2 separate regions of the Homo sapiens genome follow, and region 2 is linked to region 1. Evidence: chromatin loops called from intact Hi-C (ENCODE). Cell type or tissue: Panc1. All regions are shown on one strand. Each heading gives the region's core, and the rest is flanking DNA. Links, peaks and the distances in the headings are about the cores only. Region 1 has its middle 9.5 kb from the start of KCNJ5. Region 2 has its middle 13 kb from the start of TP53AIP1.

Evidence for each region. Hi-C counts contacts between places; a loop is a spot of excess contacts. Peaks named below come from ENCODE experiments on the same cell type or tissue, not always from the same donor. Only the 100,000 strongest peaks of a DNase experiment are listed, where the experiment ranks them.
Region 2: it touches region 1 in a loop (11-fold over the local background); 107 of 110 quality-filtered maps call a loop at or near these places.

What each region holds. Positions count from the first base shown.
Region 1 is chr11:128,874,329-128,889,304 of GRCh38, forward strand. No RefSeq gene overlaps it. Among named protein-coding and RNA genes, the nearest start is that of KCNJ5, 9.5 kb to the right of the region's middle. In Panc1, for the core only: CTCF peaks have their summits at 10,570 (motif pointing right) and 10,787; a DNase peak (open chromatin) is centred at 10,553.
Region 2 is chr11:128,948,580-128,963,555 of GRCh38, forward strand. No RefSeq gene overlaps it. Among named protein-coding and RNA genes, the nearest start is that of TP53AIP1, 13 kb to the left of the region's middle. In Panc1, for the core only: CTCF peaks have their summits at 8,068 (motif pointing left) and 8,274; a DNase peak (open chromatin) is centred at 8,062; H3K27ac peaks cover 832 bases.

The DNA.
Region 1 (14,976 bases), core at 9,490-11,989:
CCACTTTTGGGTAGGGGGAAAGGGATGAATCCTCTGCGTACAACTGTCACCATCATCTGCATTTTGGCATCTCCCCCTATTTTCTCCCACAAGCCCCTCTAAAAATTTCGCTGAGGGCAGAGAACTTTTTTCAGAAATGCAGCTCCAAGACTAATGCTCATAGTTGGACGGTGTGGTTGTGATTTTTTTCTGGTGGATAGTATTTCCTCTCCTTGACTCCAGCTCCAAGGGAGGGGTGGTCTTGTTTAGTGATGTGGAAAACATGCTTGGCAGCTGCAAGAGTCAGACAGGAAGAGCCAAGCAGTGTCCACTGGCGAGTCTCATTGATACATGACTTCATCACCACAGCCTCATGGGTTTTGCAAAACTAGCTCACTGACATGTATTCAAACACAATGAGACTGAGTTGCATCTTTGCTTCATGCAGCCACAAATCTACAAGCTGTTTCCCATCCATACATAAGGCATCCCAGGCCACTGCTCTCTACAGATTCTGACCTGTGAATGCCCTTCTTTGATTGAGGAAGGGCAGCCATGCAGATGACACCACTGGTAGCAAGGCACATCACCTAACAGGCCCTCCAGCTCCTAAATGGAACAGGACAGAGGGACTCTGCTGGAAGAGGCTCTTCTACCTTTGAGGCCTCATTTTCTTGAAAGCTCCTGTCTGGTGAAAGAGTGATGGTAAAATCCAAATGTGTTTGTGACAGAGGAGAACTGGATAATCCACTGAGATGACAAGAAGGAAAGAACATTGCTATATATTCTCACAAGGGAAAGGTTTTGAGAAAGCCACATGCAAGAGATAAAAATGCTTTCCCTCTGAAACCTTGCCTGCCACTGCAGATGAAAGCATCTCACTCAGTGAGAAATTCCAGGTTGAAGACCTTTTTTTGAAAAAGAAATCGAATTGAATGCAGGGAAAATTTGGATGATTCCATTTAATTCATCCAAAGCTTTTTGAGGGCCTTACTAAATAAAAGGCAGCATGCTAGGCACTTTAGGAGTTGCAACGATAAACAAAACATGGCTCTTGCCCTTTAAGAGTTGAATCTCTTATAGAAGAGAAGACAGTCACAAACATAATAAGGCACAAATGCATAGGAAGGGTTATGAATATACAGAAGTTCTGTCCAGCTGGGAAAATTGGAGAAGCTTCACAGAGAAGGTGCTGTTGGACTGGACACTATAGAAAGATTAAAATTACAGCAGGTGGTCATGGAAGGTGGGGAGTAGAGGAAGGAGAAGCAGCATGGAGGCCAGAGAGTAAAGGGGAGAAAGCCGGGCTTAAAAGAAGATGTGCTGGCAGACAAGGCAGAAGGGCAGGTGGGAACAAGGTGGCAGGATCTGCTGTGCTGGGGAGGGTGACCTTTCATCCTTCCCTAACTGTGGAGACCCCTCCACACAGGCCCTGTGGCCTCCTTCTGGGGCAGGGACCAGCTCTTGGAATGCAGGAGCCAGGGGCCTTTCTGTAGGAGGAAGCTCACCACTTCTCTTTGTTTCTTATTGTCAATCTTGAGGAGTTTTGCCACGTTTTCCCCAGAATTTCATATTTACAAATATTGTTTCATATTTTGACATCCCTAGTAGGTTTTTGACAGATACAAAATGTTTCCTTCTCTAGGATATTGTGCAGACACATCCCATAGCCCAAACTTCACACCCAGAGACACATAGTAGGTTATTCACGGAGCCCTGACACTCACACCAGTCAGAAAGGGCATTACACAAGGAAGAGAAGGAGCCAGAAGCCCTCAGGCTTGGCCTCATTCTGCTCTCTCCCAGGCTTTCTAGAAAAAGATGTGGTCCCTCTGCAGTGCCCTGAGGCCTGCTTGCCTCTCAGAAATGCTCTGGAGACTAAATAGATTCTAGTCAGTTTCCCTGAAGCAAGCGCTTCATCAATGCTAAGCAGCACGGTATTTTTCCATCTCCCCACCCTTAGAGATGAATAGGGTGCCGACGCCGCAGGCTGTTCCCTTTAGGTAGACCGCGTGGAGCGCCCAGTGGACTCGATAGCGCTGTCCTGGGAACAGAACCTTCCCGGACTGTGCACTTTTAACCCTGCAGGTTCTCAGCTGTCTGCCGTCAGAAGGAAAGCATTCACACTCCAGTTCCCAGGAGACTGCAGCCAGGACGCTTGGGTTTCCACCACGGATTCCTCTGCTGAGGGGCTGCTCCGCGGTAACTTTCCTCCCGAGAAGCACAGGAATGAAACGGCGATGAGCCCCGTAGGTGAAGATGATCGTCTGTTCACCTGCAGTTCACAGAACCTTTGATGTTACTCTATCGTCTGGATCTCTTTTGCCTGTGAGGGAGGCAGAGAGGTATTTAGGCATGAGGCAGCAGAGGTTTAGCAAGAGGTGCTCCTGGAGGGCCTTGAACACCCATCCTAAAGGGGTCCTGGTGTTGTCGGTGGTGAGACCAGGGGTCAAGGCTGCACTCAAGCACTAACTCTGTGAACCTGACTGCTCAGTAGTTTCCATAGCTAGGTACCACACCAGCAATCTGAAAAGCCTTGGACCTCCACTCCCCAAGCAGCTGCTTCCTGGAATGAAAAAGAAAGGTTCATAGATTCACAAACTCCCTGCATTGGAAGGGAATTTAGAAGTCACCTCTGGCCTGCCCATATTTCCTGTGCTTTCTGCCTCAACAACATCCGCCCAAACACTCCAGCCTGCAAGAACCTTCTTCACACCTAGCCCTCGGGGCCCAGCCCTCTGGAGGTGCGCTCCCACCTGCTCCAGTGAAATAGGACCATCACCTCCTTCATTCTAGACATCATGCTCCTATTAATGCCCCTTAGAATTCATAGGGTGATTTGTATTGAGCTAGAAGTGACTTGTTTCATTTACAAGTGCTAAAGAACCCGTACATCAGGAGGCTGAGGCAGGAGAATCATTTGAACCGGGAGGCGGAGGTTGCAGTGACCGAGATGGTGCCATTGCCCTCCAGCTTGGGCAACAAGGCAACAAAAGTGAAACTCCATCTAAAAAAAAAAAAAGAACCCATGTGTCTCCCAGCCTGCACCTTCATGGCTTGTTGGCAGTTAACTTGCACAAGAGAACACGGATGATAGATAGAGAACCAGGGCTCAGATCCCAGACTCCACCTCCACTGTGCAATGGAAGCATAAATACTAAGCAGATCATAAAGACAAAATACTCTCTCTCAGTCTTCGAACATTCAAGAATTGGGGTGAGGAACTTGGCAAACCTCAGGGAAGACCTAAAATGTCTCCACCCCAGTGCCTGGGCTTGGTGGTGAAATCACAAGGGCAGGTTGGAGAGTGCCTCCTCTTTTTTTTTTTCCTTTTACATTTCTCTCCTTTTTGACACATTTGGAAAAAAAAAAAACCTGATAAGGTCTACCAAAAAAAATGTGGGCAACTTACTAGAAGCTTAAAGAGTAAATATATAAAAATAAATCTCTGGGAAAGGCTGGTGTGTATATAGGTCGTCTGAGCACTGTGGCAGAGATGGCTGTCTGGTAGGCTGGATTGATGAATACAAATAGGGCAGGAAGACAGGCCAAGAGCCCCACGGTGGCTTCACCACAGAAATTCTACTTTTCATTCTGAAGATGTGGCCTCACTGCTTTCCTGACCTCTGTCCCCAGCAAGCAGAGGGGAGACAGCAGCCTCCCAAAGCCTTCTCCATGAAGGCTTCCAACCCCCAAGTCAGCGGTCACGCCCTCCTCCCCTAACTCTCGCACTCTTGCAGGACTTTGTTGCTACTTCTCAGGTTGCTTTTATCTGTGATCATGGCTTTCTCCTTTACTGGCTTGAAGTCCTAGGAGGAGAGTAGGGACCTCCTCCGAGTCAACATTGTATCTCCCAAAGATCCTCACACTCCAGAGCTCCCAAGAGTGATGCCTGTCCAAAGAATGAATGAAGGATGACTAAAATTGTGTCTTCCCTTTTCTTTGCCTCACCCAACCTGCTAGTCCAGGATGCCTGTTCCCCTGCAAAGTGTCACCACCCTGACCCAAGAAAGTCTTTTCCAAGAGGTGCCCTCTGGGGTCTCACACGTACTCAAGATCAAGGCATGAGGTGCTCAAGGTGTCAGATCCACAGAGCCCACTGCGCCTTCCACAGGGCTGCCAGAACACACAGGAGGCCTGTACTGTGCCATCTCTGGCAGAGTGAGCAGGGGAGGTACCTTTCATTCTGTTTCTGGAGAGACACCAAGACCCACATCTGCAGGGGGTTGGGCTGAGGACAAAGCTGAGTGGCCCCTATACTGTGTGTATAACCCACCCTCTCCGCCTCCTCTCTGAAGACCCACGGTGTTACCAGGTTATGATGGTCTGGCTGATGATCTTCACTGGAGGCTACAATTCCTCTGGCAGCCAGTAGACCCTGGGAGGACCACCCACCACCCCCTCAGTCATGCCCAGACCTGTCAGATTCCCACAGAGCAGGCAGTTCAAGCTGGAACCTCTGACAAGAGAAGCAACAGATGGTGATGGCCCTGCTTCTCACATTCCTCTGTGGAGAAAGGAAATCTGGGCTGGGGAGTTGGCAGGGAGTGAGGCCAGAGAACCATGCCGGGGCCCTTTGGCAAGCTAAAGCCAGGGGCTCAAGGGAGATCCCAAGCTTTACATTGTGGTCCACACTGGCCTGTGTCTTTCTACGGTTCCATACTTCAGCATCTCACTTTGTTCCAGATCCCCAGTTGCCTCACACATGTCCCTGTAACATCTGAAGTCAAAACAAGCAGGTTCACACATTCCCAGCTGGTCAGCCCCTGTGCTCACTGAATGCTGGGGGGAAGTGGGCAGGGGTGGGTAGGTAGCAAATTCCCCTTGCACAGATAGACACTCGGCATGCACCTTCGCCCAGGCTCTGGAAGTCGTCAGCTTCTGCAAAGACAAAGCAGTGCAGAGACCTTGAAGTCAACGCCCTTCAGCCACATTAGATGATGTGATCTGCCCCACTCCCTACCATGCTGCTCAAAGATCCACCCACAGCTGATGCCGTGGGACAGTCTTTTTTGCATGCCCAGGGCCTACGGGACCAACTGCAAACCCCAGGCCTCTCCAGAATGTCCTAGAACTTCCAAAGAGCGGGTCTCACTGGCCTTTTGGCCAGGGTCCCTGCACTCTTTCTGAGCCTGCGGTGCCTTGGGGGCTATGTCATGAAGATTCCATTCAGGGGAAGGAAACGTGCTTTAGAATAAGGGCCCCACACTTCAGGGTGACAGCCTCAGGGAGCTTGGGTAGTAGGAAAAACACTGAACTTGGATCGGCAAATCTGGGCTTGAGGTCCGCCTTTGCTATGTCACAGCAGCCTGACCTTGAATGGTTATATAATCTCTCTGCGTATTCGCTTTCTCATTGGAAAAAGGGACAAATTCTATTTGCCATATACAACGTTGTGTGAATGTGCCCTGCAGCTTCTAAATACTATATAAAATATCATTGCTTGCTATTATTATTATGTGTAATACTAAAGTCAAATATAGCCAGGAACGAGGAAGTTCCAGTGTCAGTTCTGAGTCCTCTACCAATGCACAGCGGAGGCCACGCCGAGCCTTCCCCGGCTGTAACCTGCGGGTAGAGACAGCTGTCTCCAGGGACCCTGAGGGCCGCAGGGGCTGTGGAAATAGAGGGGCTGGGTGGCTGGGATGCTCTTTGGAGATCAGACAGCACAGAAGGCCTGGCCTAGGCTTGGTACTAGGATGCAGGGCTGTACCTGCCCGCAGGCAAGAGAATCCCAACAGGGACTCTGCTCTGTAAAGTGCTGTTGGTCTTGCTTAGGGGACAGTCACCATAGCGACCTTCATTGTGTGGCCCTTCCCACAGCGCTCTGGTGGACGGTATCTTATGAGATCACGTTAGCATGAGAAGGCAGCTGAAGAGGAGGGCGGAGACTGGCCCTGGCCTCCTGGCTCTTGGTCAGGTTAATAATCTTCTCCTGTAAACCCCTTTAAAAAAATACAAAACTATGTTTAATCCTACAAAAAAACCTAAGTGTTTGTTGTGCTGCTCTCCCTGGCTTTCATGGGGGGACTGCAGCCTCCTCGGAACTACAGTCTCACACAGGGAAGGGCTCCAGCCTGCGGGAGGTGGAGCTGCTGGATAAAAGAGCTGAGGCCCTTCTGGTGATGTCCACCAGCCACGAGGATCAGGCGGGGTCAGGGGCCTGGGGACACCAGAAAGGGGAGGGTGGTATGGAGTGGGAGGGTGGGGGCAGGTAGGGGGACTGGGGACAGCAGCTCCCCGACCAAAGCCTCTGCTCAATTGGGTGGTCATGTACCCTGGCCCCCAGAGTGGCCCACCTCTGGCCAGGCTGCCTCTTCCCTGGACGCAGCGGGCAAGTCCAGTGCCCAAGCTCTTGGCCTGCCCTGGTGCCTTGGAGCAGAAGTGACATGGGGCACTTTCATGCCCAATTCCTATTCCCCATGCCCACCTGTGCCACCCACACCCCAGTCCTGCCTTGTCCTTCCTGGCTCAGTAAGCAGAAGCCATGCCCTGCAAATCCTAACAGAGGAGGAAGATCCCATCCTGGCTACTCCCCACCCCCACAGCTCTGGGGCTTGGCTTCTTTTTTTCAAAAGGGCACAGGGGCTAAGGACTGCCAGGTTCTCTGGGGAAAGGGATTCTCTGGGAACAACTGTCCAATACATGTTCCCTGATGCTACTGTGAAGTGAGGCAGGGTGGTCTTTTTCTGTGACCCTCTAGAGCTCCTCAGGCCCCTCATGCAATTCTTCAATTCCCCCAGCAGGTGTGTCCACCAACAGACAGATGTGGGGTGACCCACTTGGAGCCTGCATCTAGTGAGGGACAGTGTCCCCTGACCCAGTAAGATCTGTCTTTGCCAGAGTGTCAGGGGGACAGCTTGATCAGCTGGAGGCAGGTGGGGGAGTCTGACCCCATCTAGAAAAAGTCCAATTCCTTTGTGTCTTCCCCCAATGTGACCTGATGTACCCGAAGGAAAAAAAGGCCTCAGCAGGGCTATGAATCAGGCACTTTCCAGGAAGGGTAAGCCTCATTCAGCAGGCTCCCACAGTCCAGTCCAGTGAACATGCCCTTACTTCTTGTTCAGGAGCCACGAAAAATGGCCATAAGGCATCTACAATTCACGCCCTTGTTGGATTCCAGACTCACCCAGCCATGCTTCAATCAAGATTTGGCTTCCTGTCCAGCCCCCCTGTAGGGAGAGATGTGCTGATCGTGCCATCTTGTGTATTTTGGCTCCCAGCACAGTCACACAGCTAATTAACGAATTCACATTTTCATCTAGATATCAGGAGGCTGAACTTCAGTCGGTGGAGATGGGCGTTCTCGGGAGATGGCTGTGCTTGAAATTAGGTGTCTAAACTTGTAAGAGCACCTCGGCAAATGGTCTAAGCTACATCACCTTCCGGGGTCTCTTGGAAGACAGATGACCCTCATGGAGACACCCAACCATCACCATTAGCAGTGTCCCCTTGAGATTTAAGCTTGTATAGCTATTTATTTATCTGATACCACATAAAATACATATGCCTATGGGGGCAGTAAACACAGCCTTTTTCATCAGTGCACATCAGAATCTACCGGAGAGCTTACTGCATAGGAGAAGGTCAAGAATGTTTACAGAATGGGTGATTAAAAATGAATGAATGACTTCAGCATAAAGATGGCAAGTTAAAGAAATGCTTCTACTTTTGCTCCCATCCAAAATCCCAATAAAACAACAGCTTTTTTAAAAAAGCATAAACCCTGAAGGGTGACAAGAACTGGAGAGGAAACAATAGCAACTTTCTTGAAACCCAGAAAGCAGATGCATTCTACACTTGTGCAAGAAAAAAAACAAACCAAGAACCAGTGCAATTGACACTTCAGACTCCCAAAAGGTTTAGATGTCTATGACCCTATCTACCCCTGGAAGTGGGGGGTGAAGGAAGCAGCCAAAAGAAGGGGGAGATGGGTTGAGAGTCCATTCAGGAAGCACCCTAGTTAGACCTCCTGTTCCCCTCCCGGACTCTGCCCAAAAAAGAGACTTCTCCCAGCCCTTCCTGGCAGAAGCCTGGAGATTTGTTCTCTCAAAAGTGGAAAACAAAGGGTCTCTTGACTGAAAAACACACAGAACCATTAAGGATGGGCTTATCAGACCCCCTCAAAGGATGACTAAGTAAACATATCCATACTAGATGTCAAGACTCCCAGCTCTCTCCTTCAACTTGGTTTCAGAAGGCTGGTGGTCAGGACTCAGTCCTCCAAGCAGGAGATTGAAAGAGCTCTTCCTGAGGAATCTGACTTTCCCGCAAGCAAAATCTGATACCAAGTGTTCCTGTAACAAAATGGCCTGCCAGAACACCCTACAGGGAACCCGACAGATGTCAAGTTCACAGGCCCAGAGCCTCCTCTTGCCCGGTTACCAGGCATCTGAGGAAAGACAGAGCAAAAACACAAGCATGAAAAGGCATCTTGGAGGAAACAGGGTCTGTACAGGGAGAAGAACGCTTCAAATAAAGAGGATGCTCCAAAAATCCTTCAGGGAATAGAAAAAAGGGGAGCCCTCGGAAATTAAAATATGATAGAAAAATAAAAATCTCAATGGAAGGGTTGAAAGAAAAAAGTTGAGGAGATCTACTAGAACATACTGCAAAAATACAAAGAGACGAAAGTAGAGAAAAAAGATGAGGAAATGAGAGGCTTCTGAGATCTGACACCTAAGTGAGAGGAATTCCAGGAGAAAACAGAGAAAATAGGAAGGAGGAAATCCTCAAAGAGGCATCGCAAGAAACTCACCCAGAAGGAAAGGCGATGATTAAAAGGGCTACCCAGTGTTCCGTACAGTGGATGAAAACAGTCCCACACCAAGGCACATCGTTGTGAAATTTCACACCACTACTCACTAAGAGAAGATCTGGCTAGTTTCCAGAAAGGAAAAAGAGGACCCGCAAAAGGATCAGGAATGAAACTTGCTTCGGGCTTCTAACAATATAATTGAAATGTGGAAGAAGAAGAAATCCCTCTAACATACCGAAGAAAAATAATTTCCCATTTAGAATTCTACACCTGCCCAAGTTGTCAATTGAATAGAATAGAGATATTCTCAGATATGCAGAATCTCAAAATTGTACCTTGCCCACTCTCTTTCCTAGGAAGCAATGGTAGGACGTGTTCTTCCTAAAAAGTAAGAGAGTGAACCAAGAAAGAAACACGCATGGGATTCAGGAAACAGGGGATGCAATATGGGAGTGAGGCAAAGCAAACAGAGATGCCAGGAAGCCAGCTGTGCGCTAGGCAGAGAGGGCAACCAGGCCAGACCAAAGGGAGCAGAAGGCACCAGGGAGATTTCTCCAGATGGAATCAGTAGGACTTCTGGTGCATCTGGACATCTTGAGAGGAGATTGAAATGGTAGGTGGAAATTTTTGCATTGAAATTGGTGATGAGGCCAGGCATGGTGGCTCATGCCTGTAATCTCAGCACTTTGGGAAGCTGAAGAAGGCAAATCACTTGAGGTCAGGAGTTTGAGACCAGCCTGGCCAACATGAGGAAACCCTGTCTCTATCCAAAATACAAAAATTAACCAGGCATGGTGGCGCGTAACGCACACCTGTAATCTCAGCTATTCAGGAAGCTGAGACAGGAGAATTGCTTGAATCCAAGAGGCAGAGGTTGCAGTGAGCCAAGATCGCACCATCGCACTCCAGCCTGGGTGACAGAGCGAGACTCCATCCCCCCAAAAAAGAAAAAAGAAATTGGCGATGAGAGCAAACACAACTACACAAACCAAACCAAGACAATTAATTAGTCCCTCCAGAGAAGAAAAAGAGTTGTGCAGGAAAGACAAAGCAATCTGGTTTGCTGCATGGATCAGCTACATACAAACAGAACTTTATAGACATAAAAATATTAAAACTGAGTATTCATCCAACCAAAATTGTGACACAGCTCCCTTGCTGGACGAGAAATGGGAAGTATGTGAGCACGTGGTGGGTTCAGGGGAGGAAAGGGAGCCACGTTTCCATCTTCAGTGGTAGAAAGTTCATAGGTCGTCTCTGAAGATGGAAGCATCTATAAGTATTACTAGAAGGGTGTCATTTACAGACAAAAACCAAAGGGAAAAAATAGCCAAAAGAAATGAAAGTGATGACCTCTGCAGATTGGAAGATGGTCAAAGAGGAAACCCAACTGCTTTTGTTTCAAATTATTTAGAAAAATGTGATGCTTCAAATATATTACTTTCATATATCACTTTTTTTTTTTTGACACGGAGTCTCGCTCTGTCACCCAGGCTGGAGTGCAGTGGCACGATCTCGGCTCACTGCAACCTCCACCTCCCGGGTTCAAGCGATTCTCCTGCCTCAGCCTCCCGAGTAGCTGGGACTACAGGCATGTGCCACTACGCCCAGCTATTTTGTGTATTTTTAGTAGAGACGGGGTTGGTTGGCCAGGATGGTCTCGATCTCTTGACCTCGTGATCCGCCCGCCTCGACCTCCCAAAGTGCTGGGATTACAGGAGTGAGCCACCGTGCCCGGCCAATATATTACCTTAATAAAACAAAAACTAAAGATCAAGGTAAGTAAATACATGTGTTCTACCTAGTGTGAAATCTCTTTCAAACACTAGATGGTGCTGTTGCCCCCCTTGTGGAAACCACACCGGGGCAGGGCAGGTGCTTGCTGGTCAGCATGTCTATGGAGTTTTCCACAAAACAGAATTAAGAGAGTTGTTATGAAAAAAGTTAGGAAGGAATTAAAGTTGTTCATTTTCTTTCCTTGCCAAATAGGAGCCCACTTCACTGGATAGGAAGAAAAACATCATTTGCCCCTAGCGGTGCAATAACTGGAAGCTCAGCGCTGGGCACCAAGCTGAGTCCTGGGGCTAAGTGCTGTGCCCTCTAGAAACAGATGTTGACTCGATAAAGTCAACTGTATGGCCAGCTGTGGCAAATGCCTCTCTCAGGCACCTGGGCCTGGACTCAAGAGTGAGAGGAAATTCAGGAACGGGAAGCTTGTTTCAGGGAAGCTGAAGCTACCATTGGTGCTCCCTATGGTCAGAATTCAATGGCATTAAAGGAACAGTGAATTTGGGATCATCCAATGACAAGTGGGAAGCTTATGCACTGGGAGAAGTCAAGGCATCAACATGAATATCAGGCCACTTTCCCAGAGAGCATGTCTGTTTTGAGTTGTGAGATGAATAGGAGGCCTCTTTAACACATCCTGCAAAGTCACTAATGACAGCTTGATGGCCTGGTCAATGATTAGGGGTTTTTTTTCCCATTGGCCCTATTTTCCATGACTTTTCTGGATCTGTACTTACCTACTTTGGACCTCTGCTGTGTTGCACACAGGTTTCATGGGATAAATACTATGAAAGAAATATTCTATTAACGAGGGACGCCGGCACACTGGCCACTCAATTTTCTTGCCACTCTTCCTTTCCAGGTCATTCTGCCACCCCAGCCTTGCTGACCTCCAGCCATCCTGATCACTCCTCTATCTCCTGTTCTGTATCCTTCTCCCTCTGTCCCAGATCTGAGCATAGTTCCCAGCTCTTGCCTCTTCTCCTTCTCTCTCCACCCTCCTCCAGATACCTAAATTATTTCTCAGAGTTTCAGTCTTCTCCTCTCTGCGGATGACATTCCAAAATCTCCACCCCATCCTCAACTCCCCCGTCATCACCAGACATCCATTCCTGCCTCTTCTCAGACAACTCCACTTAGGCAATTAGTGGAGTTGCCACTTTTTGTGGAGTTGCAATTAGTGGAGTTGCAATTAGTGGAGTTCTCACCAACCTTCAGTTAGACATGCATGCAGCATGTCTAGAATCAAACTCAGCAGCTCTCCCGTCCCAGTCACCTACTCCTGCTAATTTTCTCATTCCTGACATCAGGCATGCACGCATTCAATAAACATTTACTTGGGTTTTAAAAAACAAGGTTTACACCCTTAAGGAACTTGTAGATTGCAGGTAGAGGAGAGAGACAGGTCACAGAACCCCCAACACATGTGATCGGCGCTCTATCAGAGGGAAGCGGAGGGGTCAAGGTGTCCACAGAGGAGGGGATCTCAGTGCCTCTGGAGATTCAGGGGAGCTTAGCCCAGCTCAGCTCCAAGCCATCCAGTTTCATTCCTCTTCTCCTTTGGGCTCCTGTTGACCCTTTCTCAGCCACATCTTCTACATCATGCTCTTCCAAGCCCCAGTGTGCATAGTCACCTGGAGAGCTTGTTAAAAGGCAAATTCTCTTTGAGCAGGTGGAGGGTGGAGCCTGAGATTCCGCATTTCATACATGATCCCAGGGGGTGGCACTGTTGCCGCCAGACTGTGCAACCCACTACCCGTCCCAAGGCTCTTTCTTCCTTTGCCTTGTTGCAGCCTTATCACCTCAGGCCAGCACTAGGGCCCAGCCCACGAACGCTCTCCCTGCCTCCAATCCTAGACTGTGCAATACAGTAGCTGCCAGCCATAGTGCCTACTTAAATGCAAATTAATTAAAATTTAAAATTCCCTTTCCTATTCACAGTAGCCACATTACACCTAGGCAGTAGCCACAATGCCACATTATACAGACAAGATATCAGGCATTTTCTTCATTGCAAAAGTTCTGTTGGGTGGCACTGCACAATAATCTCAGCTCCACCTAAACTAACCACAAACTGACTACCAGCCTCACCACACTCTCAGCTCCTTGAAGGCAAGTTCTGTATTTGTCTTGTCATTTTTCTCTAAGTGCAGAACCTACCCCATATCCTTTCTTTCATTTGACAAATATTTATTGATCATCTCCTATGTAGCAGATGCTGTGCTTAGCACTGCTAAGGGGCACCCAGAGGTGAACAAGACAAACAGGGTCCCTGTCATTGCAGAGGTCACAAAGCACGTGCTCCATAAGTCTTCACTGAAATGAATAAATGAATGAATCATACACAGACAACCCCCAGGGAAATCTTCACAATGATTTTCATAATTCTCCCCAACTCAGAAATTCTTAATACTTGCTTTCAATCTGCAGAAGAAAATCCAGATGCCACAGCCTGGGATATGAGGCTCTTCTGAGAGGCAGAGATGCGTGGTTAATGTCTTCGTTTGTTAGGGCTGCCATAACAAAACATCACTGACGGGGTGGCTCAAGTAGAAATTGATTTCCCACAGCCCTGGAAGTTAGGAGTCCAAGATCAAGGTTGTCAACAAAGTTGGTTTCTCCTGAGGCCTCTGCTCGGCTGGGAGACAGCTGCCTTCTCCTAGTGTCCTCAAAGTAGTTCCTCTTCTTATGAGGATACCAGTCAGATTGGATTAGGACTCACCCTAATGGTCTTAGTTTAATTAATTCTTTTTTTTTTTTTTTTGAGATGGACTCACTCTGTTGCACAGGCTGGAGTGCAGTGGCACGATCTTGGCTCACTGCAACCTCCGCCTCCCAGGTTCAAGGGATTCTCCTTCCTCAGACTCCCGAGTAGCTGGGTCTACAGACATGCCCAGCTAATTTTGTATTTTTAGTAGAGACAGAGTTTCCCCACGTTGGCCAGTCTGATCTGAAACTCCTGACCTCAGGTGATCCACCCACCTCGGCCTCCCAAAGTATGAGATTATGGGCATGAGCCACCACACCCGGCCCCTTAGTTTAATTTAATCACCCCTTTAAAGGCCCCATGTCCAAATACAGTCACATTCGGAAGCACTGGGAATCAGGGCTTCAACATCTGAATTTGGGAGAGACACCGTTCATCTCATAACAATTAGAAATATGATCTTGGAAACTAACAAAACTGGGTTCTGCTAGCAGGTCTGAAATTCCTGCCAGTGTGAGGGGACTTGACTTGTCTGAGCCTGTTTTCTCTCCGGAGAAAGGTGCTAAAGCTACCTCCCTCCCGAGGCTGTCGAGAAAATTACAAGCAATTACTTACGTGAAGCATCGAGCAGAGCTCAGCACATAGTAGGCACTGCGTTAATTACAGCCACTGGCATCACCACTTTACCGCCCAGATCCCCCAGCAGCAACCCTTCCCTTTCTTGTGGTCCCTGAGCACCCTGAGCCTTGCCTGCCCAAGCCTTGATTTCCAGCCCGGCTCCTTGACTCCTCTCCCTCTCATCACATTCAAACCTTAGTCTTCCTTCCCTAAGTCCTTCAGACCTTCCTTCTCTGCGTAGCCTTGCCGTCAGAAGTCAGTCCCAGCTCCTCTTCTCCGAGCTGTGTTAGCATTCCTGTCAATTCCACACCAGCTCCCAATTAACACCTAGGAATTAAAATCCTATGCTGTTAATTTGTCTGCTGACTTCCCCCCACCCGCAGACATGCCACCTTCCCTGTTAGATGTGAGACATTTGAGATCAAAGCCCACCATTATACCTTTTGGTCTCTCTCATAGCACCTATCAAAGTGTCTCAAACATAGTAGGCCTTTATCAACCAAGAGAGTGTGTGGACATAAAAATACATACAGTCAACATTCGCTAACTGAGTAGGTGTAGGTGTAGGGGTGTGTGTGTGTGTTTGTGTGTGTGTCTGTTTAGCATTTTAAAAGCCATGGGAAAGAGAAACACCAAACTCAGGTGGCTGGTTCTCTCCTGAGGGAAGAGGAGGTAATCTCACATGGATTTGGCAGTGTTGGCAATGCCTGGTTTTGTTTTTTTAAACTGGGTAGCAGCTACAGTATTATGTTAAATATTGCAAAATAATATGTCCTTACTCGATAGATATCTGCTGTTTATGGACGTATGAAGAATTCTCCTGACATGAGAAAAAATGCTTAAAATATTTGTTTTAGAAGCTATTTAGTTAGGATTTCAGAGTATAACTCAACAAACTCCTTTAATTAATATTTTATCTAAAAGGAAATATTTATGAGACATTACCAGGCTCCTAATGCAAATATAACTTCTATAAATAGGAGAAAAAAATAATTTTCTGCAAGTCTTATATTCTAAAGAGAACATCTTTAATTGTGAACCCATCTCCCGCTCGATGAAAGAAGGTAAGAGAAGCAGATAAAGAGAACAGAAGAAGTGAGGCTGTACTCTAATTAACAGTGATAAT
Region 2 (14,976 bases), core at 6,561-9,060, 71 kb after region 1:
CTCTTGAAGGCATTATTAGCTCATTAGTGTGGTAACAAGATAATGATGAATTAGTAGGGAAAGATCTAGGAGTGAGACCAGAGGCCCAGGGAGAAGAGCCAGCAGCCAGGACCACTTTTCCACCCGAGGCCTGTGTGGATTCTAGAGGAGCTGGATGAAAGGCGGGTGGTTGCCTGCGGGGCTGAGTGCACCTGCCTTGGAGTGCAGAGGCCCCTGGTGTAGGGTGAGCCTGTGTGTGGCTGGTGGCCTGATGAACCCTCTTCCTTTTGGGTTGAGATCATGGAAAAGCTGCACCCTAGGAGCAAACTGAACAGAAGAAGACTCCTTTCAAGGCAACTGCAGTTCAGCCTTAAGCTATCTCAATCTCTGAAATTGGAGGAGGGTAACTCCAAGAGTTATCCTGTACCTCTGAAATTGGAAGAGGGTATTTCCAAGGATAGCTTGGAGTCATCCTATGCGTAACTCCCAGTGTTATGCATCCTGAGATGCATGGCAGAAGCAAGCTGAAATCCTCTCTGGAGGAAGGTGATATTACCCTAGCCCTCAAATTGCTTTAATAAACAATGTTTCAAAAATAATGTTCAGCACACAATGAGGAATAACAGGCACACAATAAGAAAAGGAAATGAGCTAAGAGAAAACAGGCAATACAAACAGGCTTACAAGGACTCAAAAAATAGGAGCTATTGGACATGGACTTTAAAACATCTATGTGGCTGGGTGCGGTGGCTCACGCCTGTAATCTCAGCACTTTGGGAGGCCAAGGCAGGCGGATCATCTGAGTTCAGGAGTTCCAGACCAGCCTGGCCAACATGGAGAAACCCCATCTCTACTAAAAATGCAAAAAAAGTAGCTGGCCGTGGTGGCAGGCACCTGTAATCCCAGCTACTCGGGAAGCTGAGACAGGAGAATCGCTTGAACCTGAGAGGCAGAGGTTACAGAGAGCCGAGACCATGCCATTGCACTCCAGTGTGGGCAACAAGAACAAAACTCTGTCTCAAAAAAACAAAAATAAAAATAAACATCCACGTATACATGTTTAAGATGACAAAAGACAGTATTGAGAATTTTGGCAGAGAACTGGAACTATATATGTAAAAAAAGAATATTTCAGAACTGAAAAACTGATTATACTTTTAAAACTCAATGGATGTGGCCGGGTGCAGTGGCTCACGCCTGTAATCCCAGCACTTTGGGAAGCTGAGGTGGGTGGATCACGAGGTCAAGAGATCGAGACCATCCTGGCCAACACGGTGAAACCCCGTCTCTACTAAAGATACAAAAGTTAGCTGGGCGTGGTGGCACACGCCCAGCTACTCAGGAGGCTGAGGCAGGAGAATCGCTTGAACCCAGGAGGCGGAGGTTACAGTGAGCAGAGATTGTGCCATTGCACTCCCGCCTGGCAACAAAGCAAGACTCCGTCTAAAATGAATCAATAAATCAATAAATCTAAAAATAGTTATAGAACTTATAGAGTGATGAAAAACACCCAGAATGAAGCATGGAGAGACAAAATACAGGAGACAGAATGTTAAATTAAATTAAATTTGGGCTGAGGCTGACTCCTTTCTTAAGTCCCTACATAAAAAAATTGCAACCTAACTTAGTATGTAAACAAACTTGCAACTAACTTAGGAGTATTTCATAACAAACAGCTGGGTGTCAGCCAATAACAGCAGCCAACCTTCAGCCAGTCACAGGCAGCCAAGTGATCAGGCCGCGTTCAAATAAAGCAAGTGCCAAGCCATCAGCAATCAAACTGTTACTGTAACTCACTTGGGATTTTCTGTCTATAAAGATTCCCTGCTGACATTGCAGAGTGAGCTCCCTGAACCTCCTCACGTTCTGAGGGCTGCCCAATTCACAACTAAGCAAATCATTCTTTGCTCAGTTAAACTCTGTGAAATATATCAAAAGTTCTTCCTTTTAACAAGAGTAAGAGATAGAGAGGATATAGTAAGAGAATCCAACATACCTATACTTGGAATTCCAGGAAAGGAGAATGAAAATGAAGCAGAGACAAAATCTAAAGAGAATGGCTGAGAACTTTACAAAAATGCTGAAAAATATTAAGCCACGTATTTAAGAAGTTCTACAACTCTAAGCCAAAAACATTTAAAATATATATATATTTAAATTCATACATATATGTATCACCTCCATATCTATACACATTATAGTAAAAATGCTAAATAACAAAAAACAGAGACAAAGAGAAAATCTTAAATGCAGCTTGAGGGAGTAAAAAAACAAACAAAAAACAATTACCTTCCAAAGAGTAACAATTAGACTTAAATCTGACTTCTCAACAGAAACAACAGAAGTTAGAAGACAATAGAAAGAAAATAAGAGCCAGCCTGTACCTGATGAAAATGACCTTCAAGAATGAATTCAAAATAGAAACACTTTTGGCCAGGCACAGTGGTTCGCACCTGTAATCCCAGCACTTTGGGAAGCCGAGGGAGGCAGATCACCTGAGGTCAGGAATTCAAGACCAGCCTCACCAACATGGTGAAACCCCATCTCTACTAAACATACAAAGGTTGGCCGGACATGGTGGTGCACATCTGTAGTACTAGCTAGGTTGAGGCAGGAGAATCGCTTGAACCCAGGTGGAGGAAGTTGCAGTGAGCCGAGATTGTGCCACTGCACTCCAGCCTGGGCCACAGAGTGAGACCCTGTCTCCAAGAAATAAAATAAAATAAAATAAAATAAAAATAAAATAGAAACATTTTCAAATAAACAGAAACTAAAAGAATTCATTAATAGCAGACCCATACTAAAGGACATTCTAAAAGATGTTATCCATGCAGAAGGAAATGATCCGAAGTGGAAGTTCAAAGATAGACCAGCTATAAAGGAAAAATTGGATAAATCTAAATATTTTAAAGTTAAGACTTTATTCCTTGAAAGACATCACTAAGAGAGTGAAAAGATCAGCCACAGACTGGGAGAAGATACTTACACAACACATGAAATGAACAAAAGATGCCTATCTTTCCTTACATATTCTTAGGCAAAGCACTCCTTGAAATTAAGAGACAAGACAAGCACTGAAAAAATGAGTAACAGGCAACTCACTGAACTTATAGACTGATGAAAAATACCCAGAAGAAAACATGGAAAGATAAAACAATGTAAAATACAGAAGAGAGTATGTTAAATTAAATTAGCGAAGGAAATGGAAAGGGCAATGCAAAGGGTTTTCTGGGTGCGAGAATGTTTCTGTTGATCTGGATGATGGCCACATGCGTACTCACTTTGGAATAAGCCTTACTTGGCACTTTCTCAACATATTATATTCTACAATACAAAAGTTTTTATAAAAAAGAGTGAAACTGGAAAAAAAAGGATAAATACTGGGTTGTGGGAGGGGTTAGAAAGATGAGCTGTTGGAAAAACACACAAAGAACTTCAATTGTTTTAGCTAATGTGCTTGTTTTAAATTGAGTCATAACTTCGTAGTATTCAGTTACTTATGCTTTATAGTTTAACAACTATGCAAATTGCTTCTAGTTATTTGGTTTTTTAATTTAAAAATTAATTTTAAAAAGACAAAATGTTAGAAATACATATAGTCATTTATATCCACCCATAAGTGATTCAAGATGAAAAAGCCGGCAAACTCTGTTCCCTAATCCAAACCCTTAAGAAGCACAGGGAAATCGGATGATGTTCTGCTGAGGCCTCAATCAGGTGGATCAATCTCCACCCAAACTCATAGAAACAGACCAAGAGACAGAATGCATGTGGATTCTAAAGGTTTCTTGTTATTTTTCTGCAGAGCCTGAGGCCTGAGGTAAACCCTGAAAAAATTACTGGAGAAAGAAGTACGTTCAGGATTAGAATCTGAACCCCCAAATTCTTCTCCAAGGGAATGCCCTTTGGGCTGTTGAGAAGGCAGTGGAACTCTGCAGACAGACACAGCAGACACGGTGGACCTAGCCATGAAATCTGCTGAAGTCCAGGGAGTTCTTGCTCTTCTCCCTAGCTGAGGTCTCAAGCACCTTTTCCTGGCTGCTTTGACCCTCCCTCCCTCCTTAGCTGTAATACTTGTGGGTCCCTAACCTGCAAATGTATTAGTTTTTCATAGCTGCTGTAACAAACCTAGTGGTTTTAAAAACACATGTTTATTGTTTTGCGATTCTAAACTTCGTAAGTATAACATGAGTCTCACTGGGCTAAAATCAGGTTGTCTGCTGGCTGTGTTCCTTTCTGTACTGTCTAGGGGAGAATTTATTTTCTTGCCTTTCCCACTTTCTAGAGGCAGCCCACATTCCTGGGCTCATGGCAGTCTTTCCACATCTTCAAAGCCAGCAACAGCAAGTGGAGTCCTTCAACACTTTGACCTGGATCCCAGTTCACATCTCCTTCTCTGTCTTTTTCTGCCTCCCTCTTCCACTTTTAGGAACCCTTGTGATTACATTGGGCCCATGAATAATCTTCCTATTTTAAAATGAACTGATTTGCAGCCTTGATTCCTCTCTCTGCCACATAACCTATTCATAGGTTCTGAGCATTAGAACATAGACATCTTTGGGGGCCATTATTCTCCCTACCACGGCGCTTCACTAGCTAACCAGGCTTGCCTGCTCAACACACCTTCCAGTCAGCTGTGTGTGTGTGTGCGTGTGTGTGTGTGCTTGTGTGTGCATGAGCATGTGTGCGTGCTTGTGTGTGAGGTGTGTGTGCATCTGTGCATGCATGTGCGTGTGTGGTGCATGCATGGGTGCGACAGTGTGTGTGGGTGCGCGTGCAGGTGTACGTGTGCATCTGTGCATGCATGTGCGTGTGTGGTGCATGCGTGGGTGCGAGTGTATGTGTGTGCATGTGCGTGTGTGCATGCGTGTGCATGTGTGTGCATGTGTGTGCGTGTGTGTGTGTGCGCGTGTGCATGCACATGGGCATATAATTCAAATTTGAATTGGTAGCCACTGATTGTCAGACATGAGGAAAGTTTCTGACATACGGAAGAGGAACAAAAACAGATGCAAAGGAAATTAAGGGGAAAAAATGCAGGGTACAAAATAATAGTAATAATTCCCTCTCATATCTCAGAGAGGAAGGTGCTGCCTGGATCCATCAAACAAAACAAGAATATAGAAAAGAGCATCCCAAGATCAAGAACGAATTCTTGGAAATTAAAAATATAGAAGATGTAAACAAATTCCACATCAGGGTTGTTTCATAAATGAGTAAATATCCCAGAAAGTAAAACAAAATGTCAGACATGGACAAAAGGAAAGAAAGGATAAGAGAAATTGAGGATCAATATAGGTTCAGTGGCCCACGAGGTTCCAGCATCCAATTAAGCTGATGTTCAGAAGGCTGAGAAGAAAATACCAAGGAAAGAATTCTGTAAATCCCCAAACTGGAGACCGATTGAAGGGGCCACTGCCCAGCACTATTAGTGCAAAAAGACCCACGCAAAGAAACATCATCATTAAAACACAGAAACACCAGGAAAAAAGAGATTTAAGAGTTTCCAAAGGGAAAATAGTTCACATGTGAGGATCAAGAAACAGAATGGCATCAGACTTCTCCACAGCTAGATTTGCTGCAGAAGACAAAAAGGAGTATCATCAAAATTATGCGGGAAAATGATTTTCAGACTAGGATTCTGTATTAAGCCAAACCATCAAAGAATATAAGACCAGCGGGGTAAAAAGGTATGTTCAGACATGAAAGGTTACAAAAATTACTTCCCTTGCACCTTTTCCCACTATAAAGAGAGAATGGCATAAGACAGAGGAAAATGGGATCCAGGAAACCAGGGATTCCTCTCCAGAGAGGAAAAGGGAACCCCACAGTTATACCAGCTGTGACTCAGGCCCAGAGAAGAGCTACTCTAGATTTGGCAGGAGGGTGAAGCATCAGCAAGCACTCCAGGAGAGAGCTCTCTTACCTGCCTCTAAGAAAAAGAACACGAAGAAACAGATCCCCGATATTGGGCGGAAATGTACACTTCCACAGCAGAGGCTGAGGATGGAGGAACTGGCACACAACAAATACTATTGATTAAAGGGTTCTGGACTAACTAGCATAGGAAAATGGGGATGGGGAAGCCTGTGTGTGTTGGCGGGCTGCGGAGGGCAGTGGCCTGCATTAGTGAAGAGTGTTATCCTCTTCCTCCTTATTAGGAAGTCGGTACAGATCGTCTAACACGGAAAAATCTAGAACTAGCATATTGTCTAGACATAGGGTGGTAAATACCAGAAGAAACATCCAAAAGAGTTTGAAAAGTTTGTCTCTGAGCAATAGAAAGTGAGAAATGGGAACTGCTGTTTTATCATAAGCCTTGTGATTCGATTTGACTTTTAAAACTAATTACTTGCATTATTTTCATTACAGAAAAGCTGTGCTACAGATGGCAGCTGTGATGGTGTGAAAATCTTCAATTCTATGGCACTTTGGACTAATTCTCACATCCCACTGGCCATGGCCTTACCTTCCACTGTGCGGTATTTCACTCTTCTCAGAGCATTTTCTCGTAGGTTACTTGATGCGTCCCTCAACAGCCCTGTGGGAGTCATGACACAGTTTCTATCCCCATTTTACAGATAGAGCGGTAGAGGCTTTGAAAAGAAGTAACTTACCAAGGTCACATGGTCAGCTTCCTCAATTCCATGTGGAATCCAGCAGGTATAAATAGAAGAGTCACATAGTTCTTAATAAAGAAGCTATGACTAAAACCAAAAATTTCTGACACTTAGTCCAGGTTATTTTTAACTAAATGATGTATCCTGAAATGTTTTGTTTTTTGTTTGTTTTGTTTTTTAGATGGAGTTTCGCTCTTGTCACACAGGCTGGAGTGCAATGGCACTATCTTGGCTCACTGCAACCTCCTCCTCCCAGGTTCAAGCAATTCTCCTGCCTCTGCCTCCTGAGTAGCTGGGATTACAGGCACCCTCCATCATGCATGGCTAATTTTTATATTTTTAGTAGAGACAGGGTTTCCCATGTTGGTCAGGCTGGTCTCGAACTCCAGACCTCAGGTGATCCACCCACCTCGGCCTCTCAATGTGTGGGGATTATAGGTGTGAGCCACTGTGCCTGCCCCCTGAAATTGTTCTGAAGAGTTGCTCTGTGAATAAAGTGTTCCTTGATCCCTGCTGTATACTTCCTCTGAGAAAGTACTATGGGATCCCTGCTGTATACTTCCTCTGAGAAAGTACTATGGTGTCGTGTGGATATCTAAGAAATGATGCAGTTCAAAGCAAACCAGTTTAATCCCTTATTTTGTAAACCTATGAGATCATGCCACCTTCTCGGGGAGGGGTGGGGTTGGAGAGATTCCCATTAACACTGAAGTTCCATGAAGTGAAACTTGGATGATTCTGACTGGGGCCACGTTCAAGCCCAGAACCAGTGAGCAGAAGTGGCAGGTCCTAGAAGGGAGACTGGAGGGATCAATCTTCCCCAGGAACAGTGGCTCCTAATGTGCAGATGAAATGGAATCACCTGGGAAATTCTGTTGGCAATACAGGTTCCAGGGCCCACGAAGAGACGACGGTTTGGTGGCGCAAGCCTGGGAGTCTGTATTTTTGAAAAGCTCTGTGTGGGACGCGGAAGCCTCCAGGTTTGGAAACTCTGCTGGGGCTCTGAAGCCCTGCCTGGACTTAGCATCTGAAACTAAAAAGCCAGGGTCTAGATGCTTCCTACCATTTTCTAAAAATGGCAATAAACAACACTTGAGAATTTAAAAGCATGAAATCATCCTTAGAAATCATGGACTCCCATAATGAAAGCAAACCACCGCTTGAGTTCTTCTGATTTTTATCCAACCTGTTCATCTTACCCTTCTTTTTTTCAGGGCAACTTCCAAAAAAAAAAAAAAAAAAAAAAAAAAAAAAAAAGCAGCGTATCAGCTATCCTGATCAGCGTCCAGCATTTGCTGCCTGGTCACTGCCCTTAAAACTACCTTTGTAAAAGTGGGATCAAGAGATGAGGAAGAATCACACCGAGTCACCTATTCCATCCCATATCTATCTTACCAGGAAGCTCAGTGAATCTTTCCAATCAACAGGAACACTGGTGAGTAAAAAGCGTGTCACTAGCACCATCTGGTGGCTTCTTAAAAATACCAATTTCTATGCAGTAGGCATGTTGAGTCTCCACACATGAAGGGACTCCTTGTGGTTACAAAGGACATTCCTTTCCTTTCCAAAGGCTGAGTTTAGGCAAAATAATAAAGTTTGTTAAAGTGACTGTTTCCAGCAACCCCTTCCTTTCTTAGCTTTATGTATGTGTGTATGTATTTAATAAGCAAACATAGGTGAGTGCATGCCATGTGTCAAGCTCTCATGGAGCTTATGAGCTAGCGAAGGGATAGAGACAATTAATAGATAAACCAATAAGTAAAAATACTTCTGAATGAGAAGTTCTGTTTGGAAAATGAAGAGGGTGATGTGATCAAGTGACTACACCAAACTGGGTCATCAAGGCAGGCCTCTGACGCAAGACAGGGAGGAGGAGCAGCCTTGCCTGGCTAGGAAAAGCACTCAAGGCAGAGGGCACAGCTTGCACAGGAACCTGGAAGAGGAGATGAAATCAGAGAGGCAGATCTCACAGGCCAAACTGAACCATTTGGATTTAATTTAAGGCTCCCGGAAGTCTTCGGAGGGGCAGGTGCCAAGAGGAGCGAGAGGGGAGAACGGTGCCCCAGAGGGGAGGAGTTGCGTGCACTGGGCAGCTGGGCAGGCAGCTCCCCTCCAGGCGGCACAGGACATCTCCTTACGGCTCCACAAACATCACACAACCTCAGGGTTGGGAGGGACTTCCAGGTTTGCTCCAATTACCCATTCCGTGTCTCCATCCCCCAACACCACCTTTGCTTGATGGTCACCCATCTCTGATCGCTTCCACCGCTTAAGGTCCATCAGAACAAGCCTAAGTCCTTTTCTTCTGTGAGCCCTGCATATACTTGGGCTGGCTCTCATGCTTTTCCTTTCCCTCCCAAGCCTCCTCTCTTTCACTGCCACATGAGTTATAGGTTAGCTGCATGTGCTGCTGAGGAGCTCGAGAGGTGCCAAAGGAGCTCGTCAGGTGCCTCACTGGACAATATGGATGGCTTTGGACTAGCAGTCAGTCACATTCTCTAAGGTGGGGAACCAAAGGTGCCACTCGTTGCAAGAGGCAATCATACCAGAAAGCCAAGGAGATGACCCAAGAGTGGGAGAGGACATTGTTCTGGAACCTACATCTGTGATTAGTGTAGCAAAGTATTTTTTGAGTCCAATGTTGGATACTTTTTCCTAGCCTCAAGGAAGCTACTCCTGCATGTTTTAGCTTTTTAGGAGAAGGGTCGTAAAAATAAGAGAGCCAGTATAGCCTTTAGGAACCTAATAATTACAAAACACTGGCAGGAACAGAACCATCTCCCACCATAATCAAAGTAAAATACTTGCAAAGTGGTACCGAGAGGAACACCCAGGAAGGGGGGCGTCTCTATTGCAGGACCAGGCAACTGTGAAATTCCGTCATGGCCACTCCTTTCAGAGGGTTATTGTGGCTCCTGGGATTCAAGGGCATATGGGGTATTGGGAGTCCAGTAACTTTATAGGGTGTAGGTAACATCACTGTTGTCTTCTCTAAAACTCACGTAACTTAGAGAAGCAGATCATTCAGGAACTCAAGTTTTCCTAGATTTTACTATCTCTTAGTACATAGATTCTACATGCTTGTTGAAAACGATCCAAACCTTCATTGTTCCTTCTCTTCCGAAGTTGCTACGGCCTGGAAGAGAGTTCCCATTACACCTTCTCAGTTCCACACCCTAAGATGCTTTGTAGGGTAGATGTGAGTACGGGAAGAAAGTCTTTCCCAGACACCTAGAACATCACCCTTCCTCTCCTGCAAGTAACCCCCTTCCCTACTTTCCAAGCACTGCTCAAAACTGCTCTCCTTTTATGACTACTTCTACCAGTGTTTAGTCATCTGGCAGTTGAATTTTAGATCATGTAAGCCTACTTGTCTTTGCTTCTGTGACCAGCAACCAACACCAGTAGTCCCGGTGCTTGTAACATATGAAAGTAAACCAAACAAATGATGGGATTCATCCTTGCTACTGAAGTAAGATGTCCTGTTATATTTCAACACCCAGTACAAAGGGGTTCCCAGCCCCTGCCTTTTACAAGAACTATCATATAAATAGCTTAAGTTTTTTCGTGTCTTATTCTGGGCAACGGTATAGCAATGTTTTTAACAGCAGTAATGAACTATGCTTACTATAGTGCCAGTTGTTGTGAGTTTTTGCATCTGTTAACTCATTTATTTCTCACGACCCATCAGTTTGTAGATGAAACCAAGGCATACAAAGGTTAAACGCTCTGCCCAGTGGCACACAGTGAGTAATCCATGTGGAGCTGAAAGTCACACCTGCACATGGATACTAGGGACCCATCAGCTCACTCCTTCAGGAAAGGTTGGTGCACATATTATGCTATAGTGTTATTTCAGGCACTAGGATTTAAATGAGCAAGACAAAGCTCTTGTCCTCTTGGAGTTCACATTCCAGAGAAACTATAGATAAAAAATAAATAACATAAAGCAAGTAATGGGGTAAGAGTAGTGACATGCTACATGAGATAGGATGGTCAAGGAAAGTCTTCTCTAAGGGGGTGGTGTTTGAGCAAAGACTTGAAGTGCGGGAGCGAACCACATAGATACCTGGGGCCTATGCACCCCAGGGGGAGGAGTGTCAGTCAGCACGAAGGCTGAGGTGGAAGTGGACTTGGCATGTTTACGGGAGGACAAGGAGGCTGATGAGGCGGCAGTACAAGGCAGAGGGAGGGTGGCTGTACTTGACTTCCAGCAGCATTCATGGAGCCCCCCGCCCCTTTGCATATCTTCCATATCTCTGCAGCTGGAACAAGACACACCCTCTCTTTATTTCCAGAAGCTTCTTCTTCTCCAATATATGGTTAGAAGCTTGTGGATGCAGGACCAACCTTCTGCTACCATTATGAGGTCTCAAGAGTGACACCTCATCTGGCAACCTATGCTGCCCCTCAATTTCTTTTGCCCTATAAACTGCCAGTCCTTGAGCTTGTCTTGGGGGCTATAATTGTCGCTCTCTGCTTCAGGAAGCTAGAGCACTCTTCTTCCGCATGCTGCTGCCCTTGTCAGTGACAGATGTCATGGGAGAACCTGAGTCGAGAGTGGAGTGGGAGGTAGATGTCCATGCTGTGCACTGCTCCCAGCTCTGCTCTCCTTCCAGACAGGGGGTCTACTGCCTTTAACTCGCACCTTGCTTGTACTGGCATGGCCTTCAGACTCATTCTATCTGATGAGTTGTGAGCAGGAACGACATGTGTGACTTCTGGACCACATTTTAACTATCCCTGCAAGCTCCTCCAGTGTTCTCCTCCCTTGCCTCACCATCCTAGGAGTTCAGTCTTAGGTGATGGGGGTAAGGGATGCCAATGGCTGCTCAGAGGACTGTTACCCAGGACAGTTGCCTGGACCTGCAGCAGGCTTGCCTTGAGCAGGAAAAACACCTCTTTTCATGTCTAAGGCATTGAGATTTTGGTTGTGTTACTACAGCATAACCCTAGCCTAACCTGACTAATGTGAGGAGTTGTGTTCCCTGCAAATCAACAACAACACAGTGCCCTAGCCTCGCAGGCACAACTACGTTAGGGATTCATGATCTTTGAGGATACACAGTGGGCATACAGTCTAACAGTGGTAAGAACTGCAGGCTCTGGGGTCACAGAGCTTGGGCCTGCACCCCACTTAACCTCAGAGATATAAACTCAGGCACATTACTTAAAACTTTCTAGGCTTTGATTTACCTGTAAAGTGGCAATAAAAGAAAAAATGTTACCTCACGTAATTGTTAGGAAGAATGAGTTAATATTAACATATGCAAAATACTTAGGATAGCCTGGTACATGATAATTGATCAATAAATTTTTAATGATATTAGCTACTATCAGTGCAATTACTATGCTCTTTTCTCTGGAAATGCATTTTGCTTTAACTGATCTTGAACCAGGAAAATATATATGTGTTTAAGAATAATGAGGCCAGAGCCAGTGGCTCATACCTGTAATTCCAGCACTTTGGGAGGCCGAGGCAGGCAGATCACTTGAAGTCAGGAGTTCAAGAACAGCCTGGCCAACATGGCAAAACCCCATCTCTACTAAAAATACAGACGTTAGCCGGGTGTGGTGGTGCACATCTGTAGTCCCAGCTACTTAGGATGCTGAGGCAGGAGAATCACTTGAACCTGGAAGGCAGAGGTTGCAATGAGACAAGATAGTGCCACTGCACTCCACGCTGGGTGACAGAGCAAGACTTTGTCTCAAAAAAACAAAACAAAACTTCATTATTTACCAAGTTTTACTATCCAGAAATGGAGAGCCAGTCAAATCCCTCTCTTTAGCAACTGTTTTGTAGAATACCAGGCCTGCTTTCCCTCATTACTTCTTTTGCAGAAATTCACCATGTTGCTTCTACTCCTGCCATCTCGTGTATTGAATGAGCCTGTGAGTAACTAGGGCAATACAGGAAAGCGATACCTGCAGAAGGCACCATCCACTAGAAGAGAAGGTGAAGCTCACAGAGGTTCCTGGACCACTTCCCTGAACTGGAAAGTTGACAGATGCAATAGATAACCTAGCACTAGACATTGTTCTGAAATGTAGACACAGTTCAGTCGTCATAATAGGTGCTATCTGGATAATGGTTTCCACTGAATAATTACACAAGACTTTTTGGTTGTTATTCGGACTTCATGGTAAGCAAGGACCTTCTCCACTACTACGTCACGCTATAGGATTCCCTGTGAAGTCCCATTTTAACTGCCAGGGCTCTCTTCCTGCGAGATCCAACCATGGGAGAACTTTCCGGTTATTTTTTCAGAAGGGTTGACCCTTAATAAATTCTTAATGATACAATAGAAAGTGGTTAAATACTTAATGATACAAGCACAATATAGCCCTCTTCCCTTCTATTGCTGCATGGTCTTGTGCTATTTCCAAGTAAAAGTTCTGGGTAACTTTTATTTGGCACTTGCTCTCCTGCTGAGCCCTGTACAAACACCTACTATCTAATTGAATCCTCACGGCAACCCTTCATAGGTACTATTATTCCCACTTTAGAGATCAGGAAGTCATGGCTTCATCAGAGTTTTAGAAATAATTTTAGAGGGTTTAGTGGGTCAGTAGAGGTTTTAGAGTTAGTAGCAGTCCAGATTCAACCAGCCAACTCTCAAGTCTGCTTTGAGTCAGTGTGTGCAGGTTTGACTTTCAGCTCCACATGGATTACTCACTGTATGCCACTGGGCAGAGCGTTGAACCTTTGGTTGAGCCTTGGTTTCATCTACAAACTGATGGGTTATGAGAAATAAATGAGTTAACAGACACAAAAGGCTCACAACAACTGGCACTATAGTAAGCATAGTTTGTTACTGCTGTTAAAAACATTGCTATACCATTGCCCAGAATTGATAAAATATGAAAAAACTTAAGTTAATTATGTGACGATAGTTCTTGTAAAAGTTTTGATGAGAAAAGAAGGAACATCACTTGGTCCTAGCTATTTGTTTTCCATGAGTGCAGTATTTGATTTTTTTGTTTGTTGTTGTTGTTTTTGAGACAGTTTCCCTCTGTTGCCCAGGCTGAAGTGCAGTGGCATGAACTCAGCTCACTGCAGCCTCTGCCTCCCGGGTTCAAGCAACTCTCCTGCCTCAGCCTCCCAAGTAGCTGGGAGTACAGGTGTGCCACCACACCCAGCTAGTTTTTGTATTTTTAGCAGAGACAGGGTTTCACCATGTTGGCCAGGGTGGTCTCGAACTCCTGACCTCAGGTGATCCGCCCACCTTGGCCTCCCAAAGTGCTGGGATTACAGGCATGAGCCATCACACCCAGCCAGAGTGCAGTATTTGAAAAAGTTAGCTGTCAAAAAGCAAATGTGAATTAGCTACACTTCCCTAACAAGACCAAATGTCTCAGGTCGTCTTAATATTATATAAGCATATAATAGGAGGCATTAGAGTATTCAGCCAGCAGTATTTTATCTCCTTTTTAAAGAATGCTGCATTTTCTATAGTTTGTTCAGTTCAATTAGCTCTAATTTTTGCATGCCATTGTTATTGAGTCTGGGGCTTAATATTTATACCAAGGGGAGAGAGAAATTAAGGATACATTTCTGTTACCCTATCACCGAAGTGAAGGGGAACCAAAGTGTGAATGGGAAAAGGTGGTAACTTCAATGAACAAGAGACGGCTCCCTCTGCAAGCATATTAAATGTGCTGCCTAGATCTGTATTTCTCAGCCATCTGCACCAGGATTACATGGAGTGGACACCAAAACTAGATTCTAAGTCCAATCCCAGTCGCACTGGATCAGACCATCTGGTGGTTGCTCAAGAATCTTAACTAGCTTAGCTCTCCAGGTGTTCTAAATGGATTCTGAAGTTTGAGAAATACTTGCCGAGTTTAAAACATAACTAGTGGCTGAGAAATCTAGGATGCTTTTCAAAAATTTTTTAGAGAATTAAGAACACGAATTGCAAATGACTCAGTGACAGCTGAAGCTGTCTACATGATATTCTGGTTTCTTAATTGTGGATGCTCAAACTGTCTTCTAGCCTAGCATTCTCCTATGGGGAGAAACACTCTGCAGTTATTAACAGGAGAAATGCCACTGCGTCTAATCACATCGCTTTCTCACAGACTGTCAAATGAAGGGTGAAGTCTTACAGCTTTGGTTTCATTCTCCCTTCTGAGCATCTTATACACTAACATCTCCTTCCTGAGACTCAGCTATCCAAGCCCTTTGCTAGGAGAAAACAAGAGCCTCAGAGTAACAAAAAATAGACAATACAAAGTCCACACGATTCAGGATAACCTTTCAGGACTCCAGTTCAGAACTACTTTTGCTCCCCAGATTAGAATTACAAAGAGAAAAAGGAAGAGGAGGGTTTATAGGTAGTTCTTAGACAGTAACACAAAGTGACAGCAGCAAAGA